Linked DNA regions of Homo sapiens: regions 1, 2, 4 and 5 are each linked to region 3. The links are chromatin loops, found by intact Hi-C in ENCODE. Cell type or tissue: endothelial cell of umbilical vein. All regions are shown on one strand. Region 1 overlaps FSIP1 (fibrous sheath interacting protein 1). Region 2 overlaps LOC105370777 (a long non-coding RNA gene). Region 3 has its middle 120 kb from the start of LINC02694. Region 4 has its middle 11 kb from the start of LINC02694. Region 5 overlaps LOC105370777 (a long non-coding RNA gene).

Region 1 (5,000 bases), 940 kb after region 3:
AATACTCATTTGGGGAACTCAAGGAAGAAGTGTAAAAGAACAATAACAGAGGAACTGAGGCTGGCTCTTCAATTTCTAGTTTAGGAGACTAGGTGGGTGATGAAACCATTAACTAAAGCAGAGAAAACATATAAAAGAAGGAATAAGTTTCAACAATAGGAGGAAGAAGGAAAGAAAAAGAAGAAAACCAGCAGGGAATAACAAATCCAGTAAAAATTGCACTATGCTATGAGAGGTCACTGTGTCAGATTCTACAGTGATGTCAAGTACAATCAAAACTGGAGGTATGCCATTAGATTTCAAATTTAGGAGGACCACTTATGAAGCAGCTTCCACAGCGTGACAGTAGAAAATACAGACACTGAAAAGTTAAGAAGTAAATGGAAGTTGACCAGGTAGCACCAAGAGATGTGGACTATTCTTTCAAGAAGTCTGACCTTTAAGGAGAAGAGGGAAACTGAGTGGTGTCTGTTTTAGAGTAAGATTAAAAAAAAAAATGAGGAAAAAGGCTTATTTGTATGTTCTGTTGGTTATTCATTGGTTCAATGGCTTTTTGATTCTGTTTTAGGACTAGAAGAGTTAAACATGGTAAGTTAAAGGGAAAGAGCCAGAGAGATTGAAGCTCTAGATGAAAAAATGGAATGACGAACAAACCAACAGCCAGGAACACAGTGAAAGGGATGGGATGTTACTGATTTTGGCCTCAGAGAATAAGAGTACCTTCCCTCCATCTAAAGTTAGAGGCAAGAGGCAGAGGATGAATGAACACAGTCAGGATGAAGCTTAGAAACAGAAGAAATGAATGTAAAAGGAATTCCTACCCTGTAGATTCATTTTCTCTGGAAAGGAAGACCAACCAAGACAGTGAAGGTCTTGCAGAAGATGGGAGATGAAGCACATAGTAATAGTTTGGAATCACCATTTTGGAGAATGCAAGAGATTGCTAAACAATGCTGAGACTCCAACAGAAATTAAAAACCAAAATCCTTGCCTGTGTCAGTCAGCACAGTTATGTGATTTCCTCCCTCTACCCTCTGCATATCAGAGTAGAAAGAGACTACCAGATTTTCTTTGAGTATTTAACCCAAGCATCCAAGAGCAGAAGTATCATATATCTGAGTCTCACAGAAAAGGCACCTAGAAAAAAGTATTCTCAAATTTGAAAAAGCCTAATTGGTTATGATGTTGATGTTTTGTGTTTATATGCATTTCTATATTTGGAGCTAGAAACACAAGAGAGAAACGTGACAAAGACAAAAAGAATAACCTCTATCAAAAAGCAACCCTGTCACTAGATGTATTTGTCTCAAAGAATATTGAATTCTACCTGTATTCATTAGATAAATGATAGAAACTAAGGGAAAACTCCTGGCGATGTAAAAGAGTTTTGATTTTTGCAACATGCCTCTAAAAAAACCCAAAAGTGACCCCTCAGTAATGGGATGGGACAGACTTTTAAAATACTTCAGAGATCTCTAGCAAGTACAATATTGTTTACTTCAAAATCCCAGTAAACTTGAGGTTAATATGTCTGGATTATAAGGTTCAAATGTGATATAAATCAATTTAATGTTGTTTTCAACTTTCTCTTGGAGTCAAGGCATCTTTTGTGTTTAGCACCTATAAATAAAAGTAAATGCACTATCCAACCACAGTTATTTTCTTCATTTATTTGCTGTTGCTTATTTGTGATGTTATAAGCCAACTGGGATGGGTTCTGTGTTTTGGAAGCTGAAAACAGGTTGGAAATTGCCATTCAGCCATCAGCCCAAAGTCCTTAAGGTTAATTTTTTGTTTGTTTGTTTGTGTTTTGGAGATAGGGTTTCACACAGTCACAAATGCTGCAGAGCAATGGCATGACTGCAGTCTCAAACTCGTGGACTCAAGCAATCCTCCCACCTCAGCCTCCTGATGCTTGGCTAATTTTTAAATATTTTGTATAGACAAGGTCTTGCTAAGTAGCCCAGGTTGGTCTCGAACTCCTGGCTTCAGGCAATCCTCCTGACTCCACTTCCCAAAGCGCTGGGATTACATGCATGAACCACCCACCCAACCTGAAGCTAACTCTTAAATAAGAGGATAAGAAAAACTGACTAGAAAAGAAAAATATCCATCCTAAGAATTTCTCCCTTTGTTTAAAGACAAAAAATGAAAAGAAAGAAAGTAGGTTTGGGTATATTGATAGGTATGCTGAAATAGGTCTGGCTTTAATAACGTGATCATGCTTAAAATGATTCTCTCTGAATATAGCTTTCAAGTCCCTTGCAGCTCCAGCTTTCACATCATTAAGTCCACTGAATTTCCATGTTAGAACATCAGGACTAATCTAACATTACAAGAAGTGTCTGCAGGGTGTAGAGCAGTCACATGACTCCAGAAATACAATGTGAACTCTATAGGTTTAAGCCAAAAATGTATGCCAGGAGCTTTAAAATTTTTTTAAATGCTTTAAGGCTTTTTAAAGTACTTATTGTAACTAGATGCTGCCACCTACTGGACAATTTACAAGTGCCTGAAACTGTGCTGGCAACAAAAAATTATACAGGAAAAAAAGGCAAAATTTTCCTGTTTTCCTAATAATACTTATAAAAATATCTTATTTAGAAATGTATGGCTATATATGATTGATTAAAATAATTTTTAAATTTTTATACATTTCTAATTAAAACAGTAGCTGAGATCTAATGAGTAATGGGAAATTCATTTCATTGTAGAACAGATGAAAGTAGCTTCGTACCACCTTATGATAGTGCTTATGTTGAAATACCAGGAATATGAGACTTTCAAAAAATCCGTGGCATGAGGTCAAACTGGACTGTTGTGTTTCTAATTATTTCTTTCATACTTGCAGTGAAAATATTCTGCTAATAATACCAAGTTTAAGCTGATTATTCCAAAAGTTTCCTCTTTTAGAATAAGGTAATAGTTATGTAGTCCAAAAAACAAATTAATATAATTAGGTTAATAATGCAGCCTAAAGTAAATGCTAACTACTTTTTTGTTTTTAAGAATTTAAAAAAAACAGATATGTGTGGCAATAAATGACTCCAAAACATATGTCTATGAAGTAAACAGCAAGCAGGAAATTTCATTAAGGAATTTGGCTTTTCTGTAAAAGAACAATCATCAAAAAAAGATTCTAATTAAATCTGAAGAAGCCAGTAATACAATAATGTTACCTCTTCATTTTGGTGAACTGGTCAAGTGTGAACTAATTAAGACAGTCAGTAGCAAGAGTGAAGTGCAACAGACATCTGGTTCACCTAACAGTATCTTGTATTCCCTTTTCCTTTTACGTTGACCCTACTTTTGCATCTTACCTGCTTTGCACACACTGCCAATACATAATAACTAAGAAGTCTGAATCTAAAAATTGAAGCTTTAATAATGTCATCATGTTTAAAACAATGATTCTCTCTTAACATAGCTTTCAAGCCCCTTGCAGCTCCAGCTTTCATATCATTAAGTCCACTTAATTTCCATGTTAGAACATCAGGACTAATCTAACATTATGGGAAGTGTCTACAGGGCCTACAGCAGTCACATAACTCCAGAAATACAATGTGAGCATAGATTTAAGTCAAATATACGGGCCAGGAGCTTTAAAAATTAAACATATTTGACAGTTTTGATTTGGTTTTGAAAAAAGGGCAACTGAAAACAAATGTCTTGCCTTCCAGGACCAAAAGTTCACTGGGTAGTGAACTCTGTGACCGAAAAGCTTAATGTTAAAAGGCCACCATAGATCCACTTACAGAGTGGCCTGTCTTACATTGCTTGCTCCAGAGTCAACCACAAGCAGGTTTGGTCTTTCAGAAAAGCCCTACCCACTAGAAAAATCAGTATTTGACTCCTGGTTTCCAAACTATAGACATTGAGATACTATAATATCCAGAATCTCATTCCTGACACTGTCCATGGATTTTTTTGAGGGGGGGGAATAAGGGGTATAGTCTCATTTCTATGAAGGTATAGAATTACTGATAAACATTGAATGAAATATATTAGTAAGTTGTACTTTTCCAAGCAGACTACGTTCATATACTGGTCTTTAGACATTTAAATAAATAAAAAAGCAGTTCATAAGCTATAGCTTTAGAGGTGCTTTTACAATCTCTTTTTTAAAAAATAATGTAGTCATTGCTAAACTCAGAAAAAAAATAGGTTTGAGAAAACCATGTTATTCCAAAATACTGCCCCAATAAAATATATTACAAAGACACAATAATCAAAATAGAGTGGTATTAACATCAGCACAGACAGAAATTTTAATGGAATAAAATAGAAAATCTGAAAATAAACCCAGTTCCTACACGATAAAGCTAGCATTTCAAATAAGTGGGGAAATGACAGATTATCCAATAAAGGGTCTTGGAATAGCTGGTTAGCAAATTGGGGGAAAAAAACAAAATCAACTCTCTAACTCATATCTAATACCAAAATAAATCTCAAGTGGGTTAATATTTAAATTTTTTCATTAAATTATAACTGATGAAAGGAAAATATATATTTTTTATACAATCTTGAGACATAAAAGGCCTTTTAAAGCAGAGTACCAATGAATGATAACATAAAAGAAATGACTAACTAGAGCAAGAAATGTCACAAAATTAAAAAAAAAGTTAGAAAAATGCTTATGGTGTTTGTGACAAATAATTAATATCCTTAATATTAAAAAAGTCTTTCAAATCAATAAAGAATACCTCACTTTATAAAAGAGACTAAGACATGAGTAGGTAACTCACAACTTAGCTAAACCAAAGAATAAATCTATAACCTCCCTGATAATCAGAGAAATACAAATTATTGTGATTCCACTTTAAATAAACAAAGCTTAAAAATAACTACAAAATCCATCGTTGGCATAGAAAAATAATATTCAGATACAATGTGGGTAAGAGTCTAAATTGATTTCAATAAGTCAATGTGAATAAAAATCTTGTGAAAGTCCAACCCTGGACTAAGTATTTCTCTTCTAGGAATGTATTTGAAAGTATACC
Region 2 (5,000 bases), 320 kb after region 3:
CATCAGATCCTAGAGCCCACCAATCTCATGATTCCTGATTTGAGTTCCACACTCTCAACTGACCTGGACTCTCACTGTTCTTGAATATAATTCTCATTTTCTAACCTGCTTATGTAATTTATCTCTCAAGGGACATACTTCCTCCCTGCTCTCTCACTATCCAACACCTGGGCTGGATTCAAGTCCTACCTTCATTCACCCATATCATAAGCCATGCACATTTCTCTCTCTCTTCATGACTTACTGCATTTACTGTTGTTTAACTGGTTGATTTGAATATCCCAACTCTCCACTTAGTCTGTACAGCACCATGTTTATGTTACTTCTATACAGCTAAGAAGCCCCCTCTCCCACAAATAGATGTTATTAGTACAGTTTTGAAGGAAGAAACAAACACACATAAACACTGTTATCTCTGGAACATGAACGTCAGATTTTTCAGATATATACCAGATAATTTGGGTTTCACTAATTTTTAGCGTAAACATTGAAAACTTCCTCAAGACAAGGCAAAAGCAGCATTCATTCTTTTAATTCAATGGTATCTAACCATGTGTGTTCTGACTAATTTGATAGGTTTATGAAAGTGCTGGAGATAAAAATGCAAAAATTCCCTAAGTGTGACAGACTTATTAGTGGGGTCCTTGCTGAACAATTTCATAGTCTTCACCCTTTGAAAATCATTTCAATCCAAAGAGGTTTGGGGGTATATTCGTGACCTTTTTCCAGCTTTTTACATTCCTCTGTGTGTGTTTGGTCTCCATTGAGATTTGATAAGAATTGTGTAGAGAGCGAAAGGAACATCGTCCCTGCCAGAAAAGCAATGTGCTAGGATAAATCTGTCCCAACTTTTTACAAATGTTAGTTGACTGACTATTGTTTCTACTGGTGTTAGTTGACTACAAATGTTAGTCAAATGAATATTGTTTCTCCTGGTTCTTTGTACATTCTTCCATTAAAGTATTTATCAAAATACCATTGGTTGTTTATACCTCTCTCTTTGAAGGACCACGTGTCTTTACTTATTTACTTTTAAGACAAGGTCTCACTCTGTTGCCCAGGCTGAAGTGCAGTAGTGCAATCGTGGCTCACTGCAGCCTCAAACTCCTGTGCTCAAGCAGTCCTTCCCACCTCAGCTTCCCAAGTAACTGGGACTACAGGTGTGTGTCATCATGCCCAGCTAATTTTTTTTTATTTTCTGTAGAGATGGGGGCCTCACTATGTTGCCAAGGCTGGTCTCAAATTCTGAGACTCAAGGGATCTTTCCACCTTGGCCTCCCAAAGTGCTGGATTATATGCATGAACCACCATGCCTGGCCAGAACCATGTGTGTTAATAATTTTTTTTAATGTCTAGCACACTCCCTCCAAAATGATTGCTAAGTGAATTAAAGGTGAAGAAAAAGAACTGTTTGATTAAATGTTCTACCTAAGCATAATAATCACTGATTTACAAGGTCAAGGTGTGAGTTTTTTCCTCACTCTTTTTTAATTCCTCAATTACAGGTATTCCCTTGTACCACTCAATGAGAAATGTTCTTTTGATTTGAGCAATGTAAAAGAGATCCTTCTGGTAAAGGAACTGTCCTGTATCTTGACTCAAGTGATAGAGACACAAACCTATGCATGTGATAGAATTACATAGGAGTAAATATACAAATGAGTATGAGTATAGGTAAGCTAGGGAAGTCTGAATATCTAGATAAGATCAATGGGTTGTGTCAATGCCAATATCCTGGTTGATATTTAATTGTGGTTTTGCACAGAACTTTTGCGAGTTGGGGCAAACTAGGTAAAGGGAATGTGGAAATTCTTTATATTATTTCTTACAATAGCTTGTGAGTCTACAATTGTCTCAAAACCATTAAAATAAAATGACAATTTATTTACTTACAAGAGGTTTCATAATGCCTTGGGATTGTGAGACAACTGAACATTAAGGGTGATTAATCAATGACACTGTTAACCCTTCAAAATCTCTTTTGGATATACAACTTGTACCCTAAAACTTAAAGTATAATTAAAAAAAAAAATCAAAAAAAAAAAAAAAAGATTTCCCAAAACCCAAAGTGACACAGAGAAAAAGATATGATAAAATGGCCCTTGGCTGGAATTTGCCTTGGAGCTACTTTCTGCTTTCTCTCCTCTAATATTTGCCACAGTGGCGTTGTTGCATACCATGAGGAAAATTGGATAGCAGGACATTCAAACATATTTCTGCATTCATTTTTTATAAGGCTATAGAGATATTACTGAAGTTTCCTTTTGTCTTTTGTCAACTAATAAGAAATATGTTTCCAAATCAGATGCTAAAATTCCAGGAAAATGTTTGATTCATGGTGGTGTTGGTTCATTTCCCTGTATAGTAATAATAATGTAATAGTAATAGTACTAATACTTGTTGTTTGTGTGGTTAATGTTGTCACTGTACTAGGGGCTTTCCACAGTCCAGAACCTGGTCAAAGCATTTGCTATTCAAATAAACTATTTTCCTGTGAATTGTCTTCAGTACCATGGAAACGCTATTACAGCCCCTCTAAACTGGGAATGGCTGGCATAGGAGCAGCCCCAGGAGGGTAAGGTCAGGACCACGCAGATGTGACTGCTGCTCTGCTCGCCCTGCAGTGATAAGAGCACAGCTGTGGGAAAGCCAGAGCATCTGTTGTGAGTCACCAAGTGCAAACAGGATGATAACAGAGTTAGGATCAGAAAACAACATACCTTCTGAGACACAGAAGGCAGCACACCACAGAACACTGGCTCCTTTCTACAGAAAAAGGAAACCAAGCAATGTTCCTTCAGCAAGTTGGCCTGTGCTCATGTGTCTGTTTCCTTCTGTTGGGTCTAGTTGGTCCCTATCAAAACAGAACCCCTTTCCTCTGAATTTGAGCTGACTTGAAGATAGGCTGGATGCCACTTACAGCATCTGTGGGGACTCCAGAAAGAGACTCCCTTCCTTTCCCTATAGCACTCCATATATGGCTATGGCATCCAGCCTTAAGGGATTGTGGTTAAGAGCAGATGCTGGCTTTCCTGGAATGGACACTGGCCATCGTTACTCATGAATCAAGCCTTCCTCTCTTAAGGGTGCTGGTCTTTTCTATATATAGATTGTTTAACTGGGGCTACATTTATCCCCTAGAAAAGGAGAGTTGCATATATAACAGTACGGATTTTTCCTGAATTGACCCCTAACTTACTAAGCTTCGGAACAAGCAATCTATTTTTCATGACTTAATTTTATAAAATTTACACATATATACATACACACACACATACGTGTTTTCACATATAACTCCATATATTTTAATACTATTTTTTCCTTCCCCACTACATTCCTACAAACATTTTTCTCCTTTTTTCAACTTAATTCGATGACATATCCCACTGGCTTCTCTTTATGTCCCTTCTTCTGTATCATTCACACCTGTTCATCCTCTGCCTTATGTATTACTACATTCAAACTTCTTACTAACACATTGTATAATACTTTTAGTCACATTTGCTTGCACACCTTCACTCTCACCCAACTTCTCTTTCACACATACACACACACACACACACACACATCACACATCACACATACACACTCACATGTACTCTCCAGATCCCAGTCTGCTCTTGGTTCCTCGAGCTGGCCTTGACAGTCTCCAGCTAGTGTAGCCACTGATTTTTTGCTACCAATAGCCACAAGCATAAAACAAAAATGGGCTGGGGCTAGATGGAACTAGGCAGTCGTGGGGCAAGCTGGCAGAACACTGAGGGGAAAGATGGTTCTAAAACCTCTCCAGCTGGGGCTGAGAAGTGCTGGCGCAGCAGGAGAGAGTGGGAAAGCCTGTCTAAGGTCAGCAGCCTGACCTGGCAATCAGGACACTGAAAGCCACAGACAAGGTGTGGGTGGGTGGGCAGAGCGGGGGGTGCACAGGGGTATTGGAATTGAAAAGAAGCTGAAGTAAGAAAAGTTAGAAATGATCATGAATTGATTACTTATTACCAGTTAGGCACTGGGCTCTACATTTTCAGATATTTACTGTTTACTTTTTACTGCAAACATGTGAAGGAGATGATCATTATTTTGCAGATGAAGTTCAAAGAGTGTAATATTTAACCAGCTCTGTATAGAGAAAGTAGAGGATTCGGGTGCACTCCTGAAGCAGTGATTTGAATATATTTGTTTTCATTTGGGATACTCTTGCTCTCATTCACATGTTATGGGCTGGCTATGGTGAGAAAAGAGAAGCTCTGGGTGTTGGCATTAGGAGATGGTGTTCAGCTTCAGGAGAAGCTGCCCAGGCCTCTGAAGAACAGACACTGGAAACCAGAGGCAGAGCAAATACCCCTACTTCTTAAGCAAGGATTGCTGGTTTTTGCCCTGCCTTTCGCATACATACTTCCCAAAGGGCAAAGCACTGCTTTAAAAAACAAATAAACGAAAACAAAAGACTTTGAGACAAGGTTTTATTCTATGCTTAGTCCTGACTTCTAGAGGTTGCCATGACCCAGCGGTTGGAATTGGGATGTGCGGAGTGGCACTGAGATGGTAATATGAAGGAAAGGGTGGATTAATGTCTAAGTTCCTGTGGTAAAGATACAAACACCACATTGAAGCTATCATTAGCAAAACTCCAACTCAATCGGTAGAAACTTACAATTTGCCCATATGATGTCAAATAATTGACTCAAATTGTTATACACTTAAATCTACCAATGAAAACCATTGTTCTTGTATCAAAAATAACTCTGCGGACTGGGTGGGGTGGCCCACACCTGTAATCCCAGCTCTTTGGGAGGCTGAGGTGGGAAGAGCATCTGAGCCCAGGAGTTCAAGACCAACCTGGGAGACAAAGCAAGACCCCCCCCATCTCTACAAATAAAAAGTTAGCTGGCATGATGGCATGTACCTGTGTCCTAGCTACTTGGGAAGCTGAGGCAGGAGAGTTTCCGGAACCCAGGAATTCAAGGATGCAGTGAGCTATGATGGTACCACTGCACTCCAGGTTG
Region 3 (5,000 bases):
TAGCATTTTTGAGACTTCCTTGATGTTTGAGCCAGGTTGGTCTCATCAGTGCATTTTTTATTCCCTTTCTTTGGAAGTGAGTAGAAATGGCCAATTCAGATGAAAGCTGTCACCCTCTGCAGGGTCCTTTCTTGATTCTATGGCTGCTATCACTTTTTCCCACTCTCTGGTTTCTGGCCTTTCCCAGTTCACAACATCTTCTGAAGCCACACTTGTGGTGAAGTCTTGGGGCTGGAAATGGAAATTTTTCTCCCTGAGAAGCCTGAGGCTGTTATTGTTAAGTAGCTGCAGATTTTCAAAACTTTGAGGATCCAGGACAACAATAGTGCACATTGTTTTCCCTGTTATTTCTTAAAAAAATTTATTGTTACATAATAATTTTACATATTTATGGGGTACGTGTGATATTTTGATACATGCATACATGTGTAATGGTGAAATCAGGGTGTTTAAGGTTTCCATCCCCTTGAACATTTACCATTTCTTTGTGTTGGAAACATTTCAAATCTTCTATCATTAGACTCTGTCTCAACAGCTCATATTTTCTGCCCTTCAGTCCAAGAAATGTATGAGAATAGTTGTCAAGTTCACTCACCGTAAGGGAAAAGAACATCAAAACCTTAGTTTCCTCGTCTACAAAATGGGATTATAACATGTAAGTTTACAAGGCTATCATAAGAATTAAAATAACGAATGTGGAGTCACTCTACGGAAACATACCAATAATAATAAAAGCAGTTTAGAAGTATGCAGAAAGTAGAGTTATTCTCCATGACCTTGCACTCCGTGCCCTAGTTCTGTCCTCCTCCGGTTATCTTCAGGATCCTCTAGATTCTTCATGATGTATGGGCTCTTATTAATTCTAGTGCCTGACAGGAAATTGAGGCTGACAGTTTAGTAACTTGCTGGGTGTTAGCACTTTTTATCTTACACTCCTGCCAAACATATGGTAAAGGCGATTACTACCAGAGAGAAGACTGAGCGTCAGGGTGGTAAGTGGCATGAGGCAGCCATGTGTGAGACATGTCCCCTGTGGATATGGGTAAATTGGGTCCTGCAAAGTACCTGGATCTAGAGAGAACCATGCTGGAAGGAAAGTCTTGCTTCTGATGGCAGAGTCAATCAAGCAGGGCCAGCCTGATGACCAAAAGACGTGAAGGACAGGGAGCGTCTGGCAGATTCAAGAAGGGAGCAGAGTGCTGCGTGCCACCTGTAGCTTCTTTCCGTGCTTTCTAATCCATCATCTTGTCTTTGAAAGTATCTCCTGGGGAGAGGCCCTTTGGCAAGAAGGCAAGCTGGGCCTGTTCTCATCTTTTCCTCTATTCTCATCCCAGTTGGAAATAAATACCTCAAAGCTGGTTGACTTTCCAGCAGGTCCAATTTGTTTCAAAGTCCATTTTCAGTCAATTTCATCGGCACATTCTTCCAGGAAAGATGAAACTATTCCATGGAAATGGCTGCTGGGGGTATGGCCTGTGGACAGAAATAGTTGAGGTTATTGCCTTATGGAGCGTAAGCTTCAGAAATGCTTGTAGAGGTCAAAGAGGTGCCTCCCTTCTCTTTTAAGAAATGAGAACACTAAGGCCACAATGGGCAGGCAACTTGCCCAGCGTGTCACTTGCAGGTGTCCTGCCTTTCGAAGTCTCCTAAAGGGAACGAGGGAGTATCAAAGACCCACTGCTTCAGGGAAAGAAATGAGATGACAGAGCTGGTCAGCTGCAACCGATCTTACCAAAGGTTGGGTTAAGAAAGTGGGAGTGCATAAGCCAGGGCAAGACAGATTTCTCGGAAATCGAGAAACAACAGAGTAATACCCAAACAGGGACTTGGAGCAAACGAATCAAAATCAAGAGCCAATACTAGATGGGGACATAGTGACGCTAAGAACAGCTGAGAATGATTTAGGATCAGCATGGTGAAAAACAAGCTATCTTCAAGTTAATAAAATCAAACAGGAGTTCTAAGAAGTGAAGGCAGCCTCTGGATTCTTTATTGCCTTCCCATTATAGGGAAGGCCTCCACAACCTGGCCCAGTGGATGTTTTCTGTAGTCCCTGTTGACTTACTCAAATGCAACCACTTCCAGCTCATCAGATCTATGCCCTGTGTCCTCTGCCTCTGGAGCTTTCCTCAGGCTGTCCTCTCTGCATGGAATGCTGTTTCCCCTTCTCTGGTCCAGCCGAATTCTACATATCCTTCAAAGACCAGTTCAGTTCCCACATCTCCATGAAACCTTCCATACACACTGGCTGAAAGCATTCTCCCTGTTTGCTGGTCTCCAGTTACACTGTTGCCTCCTCCTATCTTATACACAATTAGAGTGATCTGTGTGCAGGCATTCTAGGACTAGCTTCTCCTGCTTTTTGGAAAGTCCATGAGTCCATCTATAACCCACAGGGACCTTACCTGTGTGCCTCACGCATAGTAGGTGCTTAAAAAATATTTGCCAAAAAAGTGGTCATCTAGAGGGGTACACATGAGAGTATCAGCATCATACTTGGCTTCAGCCAGATTCTCACTAGGGGCATCATGTCCCTAAGTAAGGAGAAATGTGGAGAAGATGAGAGCATTCAGAAGAGAGCCACAGAGATAACGCATTTAAAAATAGGCTAAATAAAGTCATATTAAAGGAAAGTAAAGCTTAGGACTTTTCCTGGGAAGTGAGGCACATTCGTTAATCTTTCTCCAGGCCTATAAAGGGCTTTTGCCCAGAGAAATGACAGCAGCTGCTTTTCATCCCTGATTAAATCAGATCAGTTGGAAATTAAACAGAAACATCGTTCAGATCACAAATAGGGAAAATATTTCTGAGAGAGGGTGATTAAACTCTCAGAGGAGTTACCATAGGGATTTGTAGACTTTAGGTCTCCACAGGATTATTAAACAGATTCCTGTGTGTCAAGGCCAGTTTAGTGGCTCCCTCTGGAATGAATGCCATGGAATGAACTTGACAATCTGTTCTCTCACACCTCCCTGCGCTGGCCAGGTGTCGGCCCTAGGTGTCACTGGCGGTCAGTTCCAGGCTGTTCCAGCAGGGGGCGGCCACGCACAGTGAAAGCCCACAGGTACAGCCGGCCAGAATGGTTCGAAAGAGTGAATCTACCAGGTTTGTGAGTGGACCAGGGACCCAGGTGTGAGGTGTGCAAAGAAGAGTAAGCACTTTCCATGGGCACGCCCAGGAAGCCACCACAGATCCTCTCACTTTCTCCACGCCCCCCTGGGTGTTAAGAACAGAAAGTGCACTTGGTAACTTGGAAAAACCCTCTCTCTGCATTGAGGCACAGTCATTTCCAAAAAGTCCCCAGAGCCTGTGCTCAGAGAATCGGGTGGTGTGCTGAGACTTCTTTGGATCTGCTTCTGCAACCCAAGCATGGTGCATAAAACTTTATCCAAAGAAAAAAAGGCAAAATGAAAAACAATTGGTGAAGAGGAATAATGGCATAGGTAACTCAGAAGAGTAGTGTCACTTCCATTTGATTTTAAAGATATATACACACAGGCACACAGGGCATCTGCCTGCCTGCTGTGTTCCCAAGTCTCCTTCTGAGGAATGCTGCTCTGGTGCATGGCGTTTCCTTGTGCTGTGTCTGGTAATTTGCTGGCTCCGCTGCCACCCAACAGGCCGGGCATTGGTGGCTCAGCTGCAGGCAGCCTCTACGGGCTCCGTGGAGGTGGCCCCTGCCTGTGAAGTGGGCAAGTCTAACAGCACCTCCCAATCGGGATGCCGCAGATTAAATGGGACAACCAATCAGATTAGACCCCCTCTCAGGGACGGTGCTGGGATGAGATTTACCAGTCAGGCAGTAGGCAGTTGCTGCAGTCTCCTGAATGAATAAAGCCTGCTTTTATCCCAGTCTTAGAGGTTGTTGGGCCCTGCAGTCCCCTGGTCTGCTGAAAAGGCTTTCTTTGTGTTCTTGCTTCCCATCTAACTGTACAGCATCTTTCCATCGCCTCAGTGACCCAAGTACCTCTCTCCTGTTCAACCTGTCAGTGTACAATAAACACCCCGAGATTCCCCTTTCCTGCCACCCCCACTCCCTGGCAGAGGAGGTTTTGAATTGTTTTAATTTTGCATCCCCTTGAAGAAAGAGTTCAGCTCAAAAAATCTAGGTAGCTGGACCCCTAGAAATCACAATTGTGCTGTGTTGAAAAGATGCAACAGACATGAGCCCTGAGGTGAAGGAAGAATTACTGCACTTTTCATGTGGCTCCACATTTCGGCTAAGTTTGAGACAACTTTTCTTTTGCTGGTTTTCTGTATCTCTCTGCTTTCTTTGCGCACCCCATGCTCAGGGTTGTTTGTTTTGTGTCGGTGGTATGTCTTCAATCCGACTTCATTCTGACATCCTTTAGATTAGGAATTACGATTTATCCAGGATTGGTTTTATTATTACAGTGAAGGCCCACTAGGTTCAGTCAACTGAAAACTGGTGGCATTCTTCCCAGCAAAAGAGAAGGTTAGCCTGGATGTCTTTCTGTGAAAGACAAGGGGTTTTTAACTCTGAGATTGAACCAAGATGTTGATAGATTGGAAGATGGAGGTGGAAAGATGGAATGCAGCCAGGGGTGGATATCCTTAACGTAGTCCCGGCTTTGAAAATGCAGTGCTTTCTTTGGGATTATTTCAGATGTCAAACGCAGCAGGGTTGACATCAGTACACAGCAGGCCATGGATTATGGCTGCCTCTAATGACTGTGTTCCACTGTGTTTATTGTTCTGGATGTTAATATATAGAGTAAATGATAGTCCTTTAATTGAAGGTTGGAAATGCCCCATGCCAAGGCGCCCGGGTGGACACATCATTAACCACTGAAGTGAAACCCAAGACACTTGCTGGCCAGGAAATTATAGCCACGGAGACCATCTTCCTATTTGTGTATATGGTATGTGTGAGAGAGAGCGGGCCCAGCAACTGGCCTGCACCTTATTGGCAGTTCTTGATTTTACTGGGAGGAGAAAAACATCATTTAGAAACTAGCAAGAGCACATTAGTTCCACAG
Region 4 (5,000 bases), 110 kb before region 3:
GTAAAGGCCCTTTGGAATCGAATCAGCTTACCTGCTTTTTTTTTTTTTTTTTTTTTTTTTTTTTTTTTTTAAGCTGTGGTACCCAGCATGAATGATAATTAGTAGGTGCTCAGAGTAGGTGCTTAATGATTGATTAACGGGACTGAAGTAAAATGCTTCCAGTTTAGCAGAGATTCTGGAGTAAAAGGAATACAGTGAAAATGATTTGTTAAATTGACTGGCAGTACATATGTAAATTACAATGAAAACATTCTTATTGACAGGCAAACAAAACATTGTATATTTGGTTCTAAAAATTCTCGTAATGAAAATTCTTTATCTGTTATGCCCCCTTCTGTATTCCGTCAGTGTAGTGGTGGTCCTCCTGCTCTCGTCCTTCCTACCAGCATGAGTAAAAGTCACAAAGTTTGAATAGATCACCTATCAGATGAGCTGCTTGGACTGTCAGGGCATTTTAGCTTTCAGGAGGCCATGGTTTCCATTTTCTATCTTAGAATCGGTTTCTTTCCTTCTGGGACCCTCACAGAACTGCCACCGATGCACATCCCTGCCTTTTGTTGTAGTCAGAAGGTGAAGTGGTGAAGATTTCAGGCAGATGGTGGGAAATCTAGAGGCTATCGTGCATCCTGTAATCCCTGACCAGGTGAGAAGGTATTTCTGGGAAGACCGACCCGGCTCACAGTCCTCCCTCAGTCACGGCTGAGGAATCACAGCTGAAAGGATTCTTGAAGGCACTGGTGACAACAGCTGCTCTCTAGCTCTGTATAATCTGTCATTAGGGACCGTAGTTTTTGTTATTTAAAACAAAGTGCTTGTTTTAATCCAAGTAGCAACACATTCTTGCTCCTTAACCAAACAGGTCGGCAACTTCTTTCAAGAATTCAGCTAACGTTTATGAGCTTCCATTGTGGACAAAATCCAATTCTAGGTGTTTCAGGGCTTGGGAGGTTGAGGGTGCAGACTTGTTCCCCAGTGCATGGGGGGCACTGGGAGTTGGGATAGCATCAGTCAGCTTTAACATGTCATATGTGGACTCTGATGAGGGATGTGAGAGCGAGAAAAAGACAAAGGGTGGGGACAGACTAATTTCGACTAAGGGACTATACAGGGATCCTTTTCCTGGAAATGAGATTAATGAGTCACCCTGAAGAAAACATGCTTTCAAGTCCCGTCTTAGCTTTGGCATTATTAATTCACATCCAGATTTGCTGCAAATGCATCTAATTAAGCTTCCAGCCTCCAGTCTTTCTCCACTAGAAACTTGCTAGCCCACTGCCACAATTTACATTCCCAAGTCATCCAGAGAGTTCTTGAGCCTGCAAGGGGTTCCTCCTTTGTGTAACGGTATGCACCCCATTCCCCATTATCCAAGACAAATTTCTTCCTGGGTTCAGAGTTTAGTTAACATTAAAATGATCCTGACTTTCATAGTTCATATAGAAAGGTTTTGGAAAGAAAGCAATCATGGATTATACGGCAATCTTTGTATTCTAGAGGGTGGGTTTCAGCATACCGCCTGCCCCAAGGTTACAAAAATTTGAGGATGTACAAGTCCCTAATAGAAAATGACATATTTTCATCTAGCTACACAATCCTCCCATATATTTTAAATTATCTCTAGATTACTTATAATACCTAATACAATGTAAATACTATGTGAACAGTTAACACTATATTGATTTTTTAATTTTAATATTGTATTGTTGTTCCTAATCATTTTTTTTGGAATATTTTTGATCTGCTGTTGGCTGAATCCTCAGATGTGAAACCCATGGATATGGAGGACTGACTATGTAAATTGGGCTATTTCTTCATTTGGCAATGATGTACCCAAAAGAGAACATTTTAACTGTAAACAAACTTTTGTAGTAAAAAATGCTTACCTTTGATGACCTGGAACTGAAGCCACACCTCTTGTAAGCAGTGAGAGACTGGCAAGGATTTGATTGTTTTCCTCTTTCAATAAGGTACAGCTGTGATCTTCCAGTGGCTTCCAATTGAGCCCACAGACTGATTGCAATTAGAATCACCTGGGGGAGAATTCCGACCCTGAAGTTTTTTGGTTTCCAGCCGTAGAGATTCTGTGGCAGAACTAGAAGAGCCTGGAAATCTATTTTCAAAAAGCTCCCCAAGGGATTCTGCATGAACCAACTTTGGAAACAATTGTTGCAGGGACTATATGATTGACAGGTAAAGATCTCGTCATTAGTGATACTGGATTAAGCTCTTACATGACCTCAGTTTCAAGGCTGTGCTCACTCAAGTTACTCACTGCTCATGTAGGGAGAAAAAGGATAGCTTGATGGGCAGAACCGAGTAGTGATCCCAAAGTCGATTGGGAACACTTGGTTGGTTCTACATGGGAGAAAATTTTCTGTGCTTATGACACATTATTGTTAAGGTGAGATTTGGGGAATTGGCATAAATCCTTTTTGCATATCTAGTACAACTTCCTGCAAGCAACAACTTATTGATTGCCTAGCTGTCCCCATTTATTGTTACCCAAAATACGTAATATTAAGTGATATTAGAAAAAAACCTTCTTGGTTGCCATTTTTCTACCTCCCTCATTTCACTTTTCCACGTTCCCTTTTTGTTTTTTAAAATATTTTTTCAACTTTTTAGATACAGGAGTCACATGTGCAGATTTGTTGCATGAGTATATTGCACCCAGGTTGTGACTAGAGTCCCTAGTAGGTAGTTTTTCAGCCCACGTCTCTCCCTCCCTCTCTGGTAATCCACAGTCTTTATTGTTCTAATGTTTATGTCCATCTTTTTTTTATAGTCTATAACCATAATTTATACTTTTATTTTAGTATTCAAGAAGTATTTTTGCATTTTTACAAAGGATTTTTTCAATTTCCCTTTGAAATCTGCATGTTCTTGCTAGCTTTTAGTGTACCTGGGTTTACGCCGCACTGGTGGAATCTAATACTTGGTACAAATCAACATCCTGGGGGTTGCTAGGAAGGCCACATGCACACTTTTAGGTATAGTTGATTGACACCAGCGATGGCTTGGTGTACTTTAATGGCCTGAAAGTCACTCTCAGCAAGTGCTCAGCTTTTGACGCTCAGTGTAACACCCAAGAATGACCAGGAGATGGTGTTGTGGATCAACTTTTCTCCCACATTGAGCCGTGCAGGTGGTTTTCAGAGAACCCAAGATGATGAGATACAGGCTAATAAACTCACATTTGCAAACTAAGTAAAATATTTGAAATAAAAAATTTAACTTTAGGGATAAAGGTTGATGAACTGACTTTGCACATTGCTCTAAAGCCATCAGATCTGAACTTGACACAGAGCTTGACCTTGGAGGAGGTGTAGTTTGTTGAATATTTACTGGCAACTTTCTGCTCTTAGTAAAGAGGTCAGAGAAAGCCCTTGAGGAAGATTGGAGAGCAGTCTGAGGCTTCCTGCCACCCTAAGAGCAGCACAGAGAAGTGATTACAATATAAATGGAATTCTAAGAAATGCATATATTTTATACCGTCCTTGGCTTAATCATGAAAATGTTAGGCAAAAGTTGCTATCTACAAAATTAGCATAAGGAGAATATCTGATGCCGAGGGTCACAGGATTTTGCCCAAGTCTTTTGTGATGGCTAAGCAGTTGGCTCCCTTTCCTAGGCATTCGGAGATAATGCTAACAGACTGTTGGGTTTTCCTCTTGTGTATTTATAACCTCTTGTGTTTGTAGTTAGAATGTGGCCTGCTGGAATGGATTTTCTTTCCTATTTGCATGTAAATAACACCACCATGACCCTGTAAATTTCCCACAAGCAGTTTTAGAAATACAGTGGTGTTATCCCAGAGGTGGGGGCCCCTGCATCATTCCTAAGAGTGTCTAAGTCAATTAACCCAGTTGGTTTGATTATGGGCCTAAGACATCCAAGGTCACAGTAACCATCTGTGGCAAGATCAGTAAAGTTAGAAGAGAGAAAGCCTATGTACTCCAGGCACCAAGAGGAATGTGCCGTAACACAGGCAAAGTATGTTACTGGTAACATGGAAAGTTATTGGTAACGTGGAAAAATTGCGTGGCTCAGCAGTATCCCTCAGTGTTTAACAGAGAAGGCACTTAATGATGTCATCCTCAACGGCAGAGCCATTTATGTTTATAGAGACCTTCCTAAGAATAAAGTTGTGTGAACTCATGGTTCCTGGCTCAGTTTTATTTATGTGACTCTTTATGACTTGTGTCTTTTAAGATTTTTCTCTTTTGTTTTGCTTTTTTTTTTTCATGACAATTATGAAGAAATGGAAAGATACCTTTGTTTATTGACGTAATCAGGGAAAGGTGTAAAATTCAGTGGTGATTCTCCCACTGGGGAGCCTCTACCAGCTGCAAAATTTTAGGAACTGTGGAAAACAGGTTTTTCACCATCCATGCATGCTTTCTATTGGTATTCCCTGTTAGCCGCTGCAATCCAGATGTGTACTTGAGATTTATTGTTGTTTACTTGGGAAGCAAAATCTCCCATGAAACAGGAAAAGGATCTTTCATATAAAGAATAAATATTTGTGTTCTAGATGGAGAAGCAAATGCTTTTCTGAGCCCAGTTTCTGGGGCTGGCTGGCTGAATGTCTGGTACACAATAATAGTTCACATTCATTGACTAAGGGACAGGCTCTGTGCTAAGCATGGTGCAAGTATCACTTTTGATTTTCATGAAACCTTGTGAAATAGGTACTGTTATTATCTGCTTTGCTTTTTGTTGGGGTTTCTTTTCTTTTTTTTTTTTTGTTTTTTTCCGACAGTCTCATTCTGTCACACCCAGGCTAGAGTCCAGTGGCACAATCTCGGCTCACTGCAAACTGCACCTCCCGGGTTCAAGCAATTCTCCTGCCTCAGCCTCCCAAGTAGCTGGGACTACAGGTATATGCCATGACGCCTCGCTAATTTTTGTATTTTTATTAGAGAGAGTTTCACCATGTTGGCCAGGCTGGTCTCGAACTCTCAACCTCAGGTGACCCACCCTTCTCAGCCTCCCAAAAT
Region 5 (5,000 bases), 170 kb after region 3:
GTTTTTGACCATGATCCAGAGTAAAAAACATCACAATCCCATACTTCCACACAAATAAAAAAAAGTTTCATAATTCTACCTACATGTGAGTCACTGGATATTTCCTATGCTATGCTATGCTATGCTATGCTATGCTATGCTATGCTATGCTATGCTATGCTATGCTATGCTATGCTATGCTATGCTATTCCCTACCATATTTCACTTTTAAATGCTTATCTCTACTCACAAAATGGCTTTCAAATTCACTAATGGGTTGGGATCTGCAGTTTGAAAAACACTGTAGTATGTATTCTTAAGTACCTGTCTATGTATAGGAGACATATCTGAGTTTGAGGTATAGGCATAGATTAAAAATCAGTATATAGGTAGTAAGTGGACAAAATGGGCTGGGGAGAGACTATAAAGTGAGAAGAGTAGAAGGCCAACAGTGTAGTTCTGGGGAAATGGCATGGAGGAAGCTCATGCCAGAGGAGAGTGTGCTATAGAAGCAATTGAATAGATTGTTTTGACAAAGAAGGAATAATGTTCAATGCTGCTAGGCAGTCAAAATAATCAATGCAGTTTCCATTAGATTAAGGATGTCTAAGTCACTGATCACCTTTGTGTAAGAAATGTCAGGGTGTTAAGGGGAAATATTAGATTTCTGTAGGTTGAAGAAAGAGTAGGAAGTGAGGAAATAGAAATAGAGACGGACAACTCCTTTAAGAAACTTGTCTCTGAAATAAAGGACTTATGTCAGTAGTATCTGGAGAAGAAAATAAGTGGTGGGATGGAAATACTATACTGTACCTTCTCTTATTTGTCATAATACTCTCTATTTCAAGGTCAGCACTAGCTAGGGCTAGCTCTAGGATTACAGAATTAAATGAGTAAATCCACATTGGCTTGATGCATTCTCTCTTGTGTGGTTATGTGGCCTTTCATTCTCGGTGTTTTTATGAACACACATACACACATATATATATACACACATATCTATATGTTAATATAGAAACTATATATATGTAGATGACCTATCTATCTAGCCCCTCTACTCTGAAGAGAACATATTTAGAAGAGTATATCAGCAAAGTTTCTAGGTTGATCCATATGCAGATACCCTAAAGTGCCCCTGGGATACCCCTAGCTATCACAGAATACTGGAGCTTTTGCTGAAGAATGCCCTAGTATAAGACATATAATACCACCAAGGGCTGCAAGTCTTCCTTCTGATATGATTCAAACCGTAGGCTATAGATGTAATTTCTTTCAGTGGCAGAAAAGTTATTCAAAGCTTTATTTGAACATGCCTTGGGTTTCAGCTTTAGGAGGTACAGAGTGAGAAAGTGAATATATTTCAGTTTCAAAATCTAGTTATCAACTATGTCAAGACACATAATTGCTCTATATTTAAATTACTGCCAATGATTAGCAATAACCTACAATCTCCTTGACATTTCTGTTAAGTATATTCTATGGTTTCTAAATAAAACCTACCAACCTTAGGACACATAGGTCAAGGAAATTTTATAATAAGGTCTCAATGATAAGATTATTTGCTCTAGAATCCAGCAGCCAGCTGAGCAGAGTACATATGTCAAACTATTTCCTCCCATTGGCCTTTGGTTAAGGATGGAGTGTTTTGTTTATAAGATACTTTGGGCTTTAAGGAGAACTATAGAACTATATCTGTTCTAAACTAGAAGTTGTTATAAATCATGATCTTCATTTTACATTGCTTAATTAATAGTGTGAGAGATTTAAGAGACATAGGTAGTTGTTGCTATTGAAAGTAAACTCTGACCATTTCCTAATTTCTTCTTTTCTGATTCTTCTCAAAATATTCACACTTTTTAAATATGGAAAGGTATTTTATACACAGAAAAGGCACTGTGTCAGACAAAGGGTCTGGTGCCTCAGCTTCGCAGCTCTTCCTAGAAATCCAAGATTGTTTTTTTTCCTAGGACTAGGAAGCCAAAAGTGTCACACGGTCAAAAATGCTTCCATCTACTGGTGAAACTCAGGAATACACTAACATTTCCCTGCCTGAAATGGTTAGTTGAGGACACAAAGCAACCCAAAGCGAGCGGAGCTTGGCCATGGAGCTCAGAAATTCAAAATAGTCAGTTCTTGCTGATGGTGAAGGTAAGTTCCAATCAACAAGCAGGCTATTCAGAGAGATGAAAGGAGGAGCAGGGGGTAAGATTAGAACTCTGGTTCCCCAAGGCTCTGTTCATGTATTCTCTCAAGGCCTTAAACCAGAAATGGAATGGCTCCAGAGGTCAACTGACCTTTTGCCTAATGTCCCCTAGTTGGGTCAGTTGCTCCCTCACAGTCAGTCACTTTAATTCATTCCTGTGGGTGAAAATACATGACTGTTTCCCTTTCTAACAGTCACAGAGGGTTGACTTGCCATGGTGAGCAGTCGCCAGATAGGACAATGGAATTCATCTCATTCCTGTGATGACTTTAGATATGAAATGCCAGGCTGCTTGGCCTAGGGGAAGGTGCTGTAAGTTATAGGCACTAAAGCCAACTCTCCCAGCCCCCTCTGCTCCTTTTGACAGTCTCCCTCTTGGGCTGTGATCTGGCTGAATTAATTCATAGCTGCCAGTTATGAGGACTTTATCTGCATTGTTAGCATTCCTTCTAACCTGCAGCCTCTGTTCATTTAATGATTATCTGATGGGGATTGATATTAAGTGAAGAGGAATGTTCAAATCACGCTGCCTTTGGCAAGTGGGAACTAAAATAACAGAATTTCAGTTTAGGAGGGAAATATTTGCTCACTAATATGAAATTTTTCTTAGTAGGATTGTGGAATGGAAGGGAAAATTCCAGAAAAATATTCTGGCAAAGCGGACTTGAATGGATGGTTCTCCAGTACTTTATTTATTTGGCCAAAAGATGAGGAAAAAAAGCAAAAAAGGAGGCAAAGAATAGGTAATATAGGAATAAACTTCTCCTAGCCATTTTTGGCCATTTTAGGCAAATATTCTCTACTTAGTCTCACTATTAAACTCAATTATACAATGTATTTGCATTAAACTAATTTTAGCAAGCGATAGTAAGAGTTTTTAGAAGACTCAGCTTTCAAAGAGGAGTTTTCTTAATGGACATATTTTTAAACAGATTTCTTGAATTCATAGCTTTCTCTCCAGAATCTCTGACAGGTGAGAGAGCCTCTGAAAGAATTGTATGGAAAGGAACAAAGCTCACACAAAGAATTTATCAATTTAGCGAATGCAGTTATGACTGCAGCTGACTTTCTTCAAAATGACATACTGCATGAGCACATAGACTCAAAAGCATCCTTTTCTACTGAAGGCCTACAGCAGGCTCACAGGCAGTAAGCAAGACAAAAAAGAAACTCAGGGGGACCAATGAGATTCCAAAGGGCAAAACTCCCAAGCGTCCTTCAGAGAGAGAGGTCAATTTCACAATAACTCAAAATATATTTATATCACGCTAAGCTGACAGCTGAGGCATTTACACTTTGTCTTTTCACAGGGCATGTAAGTAACTGTGGAAAGGCTTAAGTTTCCCTGCCTTAAATACGTTTCCAACATACTTGTGAAACACTCACCATGATAAGTCATGCCCATTTTAAAGTAAATCTAATCTATGTATATAAAAAATTATGGTGGTTCTTTCAGTGTCTTATGAAAAATGGGAAAGGGACCGGGCTGAGTTAGTGCTTTTTTTCTCGTCTTTGAAGGCAGATAGAACTTGAGAAGTCAATTACTACTGAGAGTGAAAGCCTAGAGACTGATGAAAGAACTCAGCACCCAATAGCCTTCCTTGAAGCTTCACTGAGCACTAGTGTGTTGGTGGGCTGGCCTGAGCCATGAGTGTCATTTGAGAAAGAGCAAAACTCTAATAATCAAACAGTAAGAGAGGAAAGGACATGAACCTTGGCCATGGCTGCCAGTTTTACCACTGAGGATACCCATCCCTTTCCCTGTGTTTCTGCCTGCCTGGGACCTCTCTGCATGTTACTTGAATTGCTCTCCCTATCATGTTCTTCTTTGGTTCATGCCTTTTATCTTGTCAGAGTTGCGAAGACTTTCTGATGAAGACATGCTCACCAACCGAGAAAAGTCCTTCCCAGGTCCGTGGAACAGAAAGAACTGAGCAGGAGGGCAGGGCTGGCTGGCGAGCCAAATGTTGTCATAGATGTGGGGCTGGAGAGGCTGAGCACTCCATCAGCAGCTGGAACCTTTGCTTTCTAACTACAGACTTTTAGAGAGCAGAAACCTCTCTCAAAGGTGGTGTCAGACAAGTGAGAGGTCCCTAGGGGACGCCTTTGGCAGCACCTTTAGATGAGATTGGATTTGCTTATTTACCTATCTCAGAGCCCTCTGGACTGGGGCCTCCTTTATGGCAGAGAAGCAGAGAACTTGTTCTATTTGATTTAAGGCCCCCATTTGCCAGAGAAGCAAGAAATCCAATCTCAGTCACAGTTCACAGCTTGGCCCTTCGTTTCCAGAGCTGCCTTGAAATTTAGGGGCTTAAGTACTGCTCTGAAAATAGAGAAAGAGTTCTTAGCCCTCCAAACAAGATGATTGCTATGTAAATGGTCTTTGTCTAAACCCTGTGGTCTATTTAGAGTGGGTATGTTCATTTGATGAGGTCACATAATATACTGGTTAAGAGGACAGCTTCTGTGGCCAAATGAACCAAGCATGAAATCGACACTTTCTAGCTGCGTGGGAAAATTCCCCAGCTTCTCTGTGCCTCAGTTTCCTCTTGCATAAAACAATACCCCTCTCACAGGGCTGTTGTGTGGATTAACAGTGTTAAAGCATGCACAAGGATTACAACAGTGTCCAGAACACTGTAAGAGCCCTGTCAATGTTACTGCCTCTTGCTGTCTGAGCATCTTTAGTTGTGCTCTGAAAACTGCTCCTCCTGGTGATGCCCTCCGGGCTTCCATGTGCCATTCCTTTGGAACCCCTGTCACCCCTCAAAGCATTTCATATGTACACCATAGGAATAGGAAGAAGGTACCAATCCTG

Evidence for each region. Peaks named below come from ENCODE experiments on the same cell type or tissue, not always from the same donor. Only the 100,000 strongest peaks of a DNase experiment are listed, where the experiment ranks them.
Region 1: it touches region 3 in a loop (5-fold over the local background); 52 of 110 quality-filtered maps call a loop at or near these places.
Region 2: a loop joins it to region 3, with 5 times the contacts of the local background. A loop is called at or near these places in 5 of 110 quality-filtered maps.
Region 4: it touches region 3 in a loop (6-fold over the local background); 16 of 110 quality-filtered maps call a loop at or near these places.
Region 5: it touches region 3 in a loop (8-fold over the local background); 58 of 110 quality-filtered maps call a loop at or near these places.

The regions. Positions count from the first base shown.
Region 1 is chr15:39,754,581-39,759,580 of GRCh38, forward strand. All of the region lies in intron 5 of FSIP1 (fibrous sheath interacting protein 1), which reads right to left. Among named protein-coding and RNA genes, the nearest start is that of FSIP1, 26 kb to the right of the region's middle. In endothelial cell of umbilical vein, a CTCF peak has its summit at 2,512 (motif pointing left); a DNase peak (open chromatin) is centred at 2,311.
Region 2 is chr15:39,137,493-39,142,492 of GRCh38, forward strand. The region is part of intron 1 of LOC105370777 (a long non-coding RNA gene); the gene reads right to left. Among named protein-coding and RNA genes, the nearest start is that of LINC02915, 110 kb to the right of the region's middle. In endothelial cell of umbilical vein, no CTCF peak of the experiment used is centred here; a DNase peak (open chromatin) is centred at 2,719; H3K27ac peaks cover 3,695 bases.
Region 3 is chr15:38,814,852-38,819,851 of GRCh38, forward strand. No RefSeq gene overlaps it. Among named protein-coding and RNA genes, the nearest start is that of LINC02694, 120 kb to the left of the region's middle. RefSeq lists an enhancer at 3,255-3,404. In endothelial cell of umbilical vein, a CTCF peak has its summit at 3,012 (motif pointing right); a DNase peak (open chromatin) is centred at 3,050; H3K27ac peaks cover 979 bases.
Region 4 is chr15:38,704,920-38,709,919 of GRCh38, forward strand. No RefSeq gene overlaps it. Among named protein-coding and RNA genes, the nearest start is that of LINC02694, 11 kb to the left of the region's middle. In endothelial cell of umbilical vein, a CTCF peak has its summit at 3,082 (motif pointing right); a DNase peak (open chromatin) is centred at 3,142.
Region 5 is chr15:38,989,339-38,994,338 of GRCh38, forward strand. The region is part of intron 2 of LOC105370777 (a long non-coding RNA gene); the gene reads right to left. Among named protein-coding and RNA genes, the nearest start is that of LINC02915, 260 kb to the right of the region's middle. In endothelial cell of umbilical vein, a CTCF peak has its summit at 2,021 (motif pointing left); a DNase peak (open chromatin) is centred at 1,973; H3K27ac peaks cover 825 bases.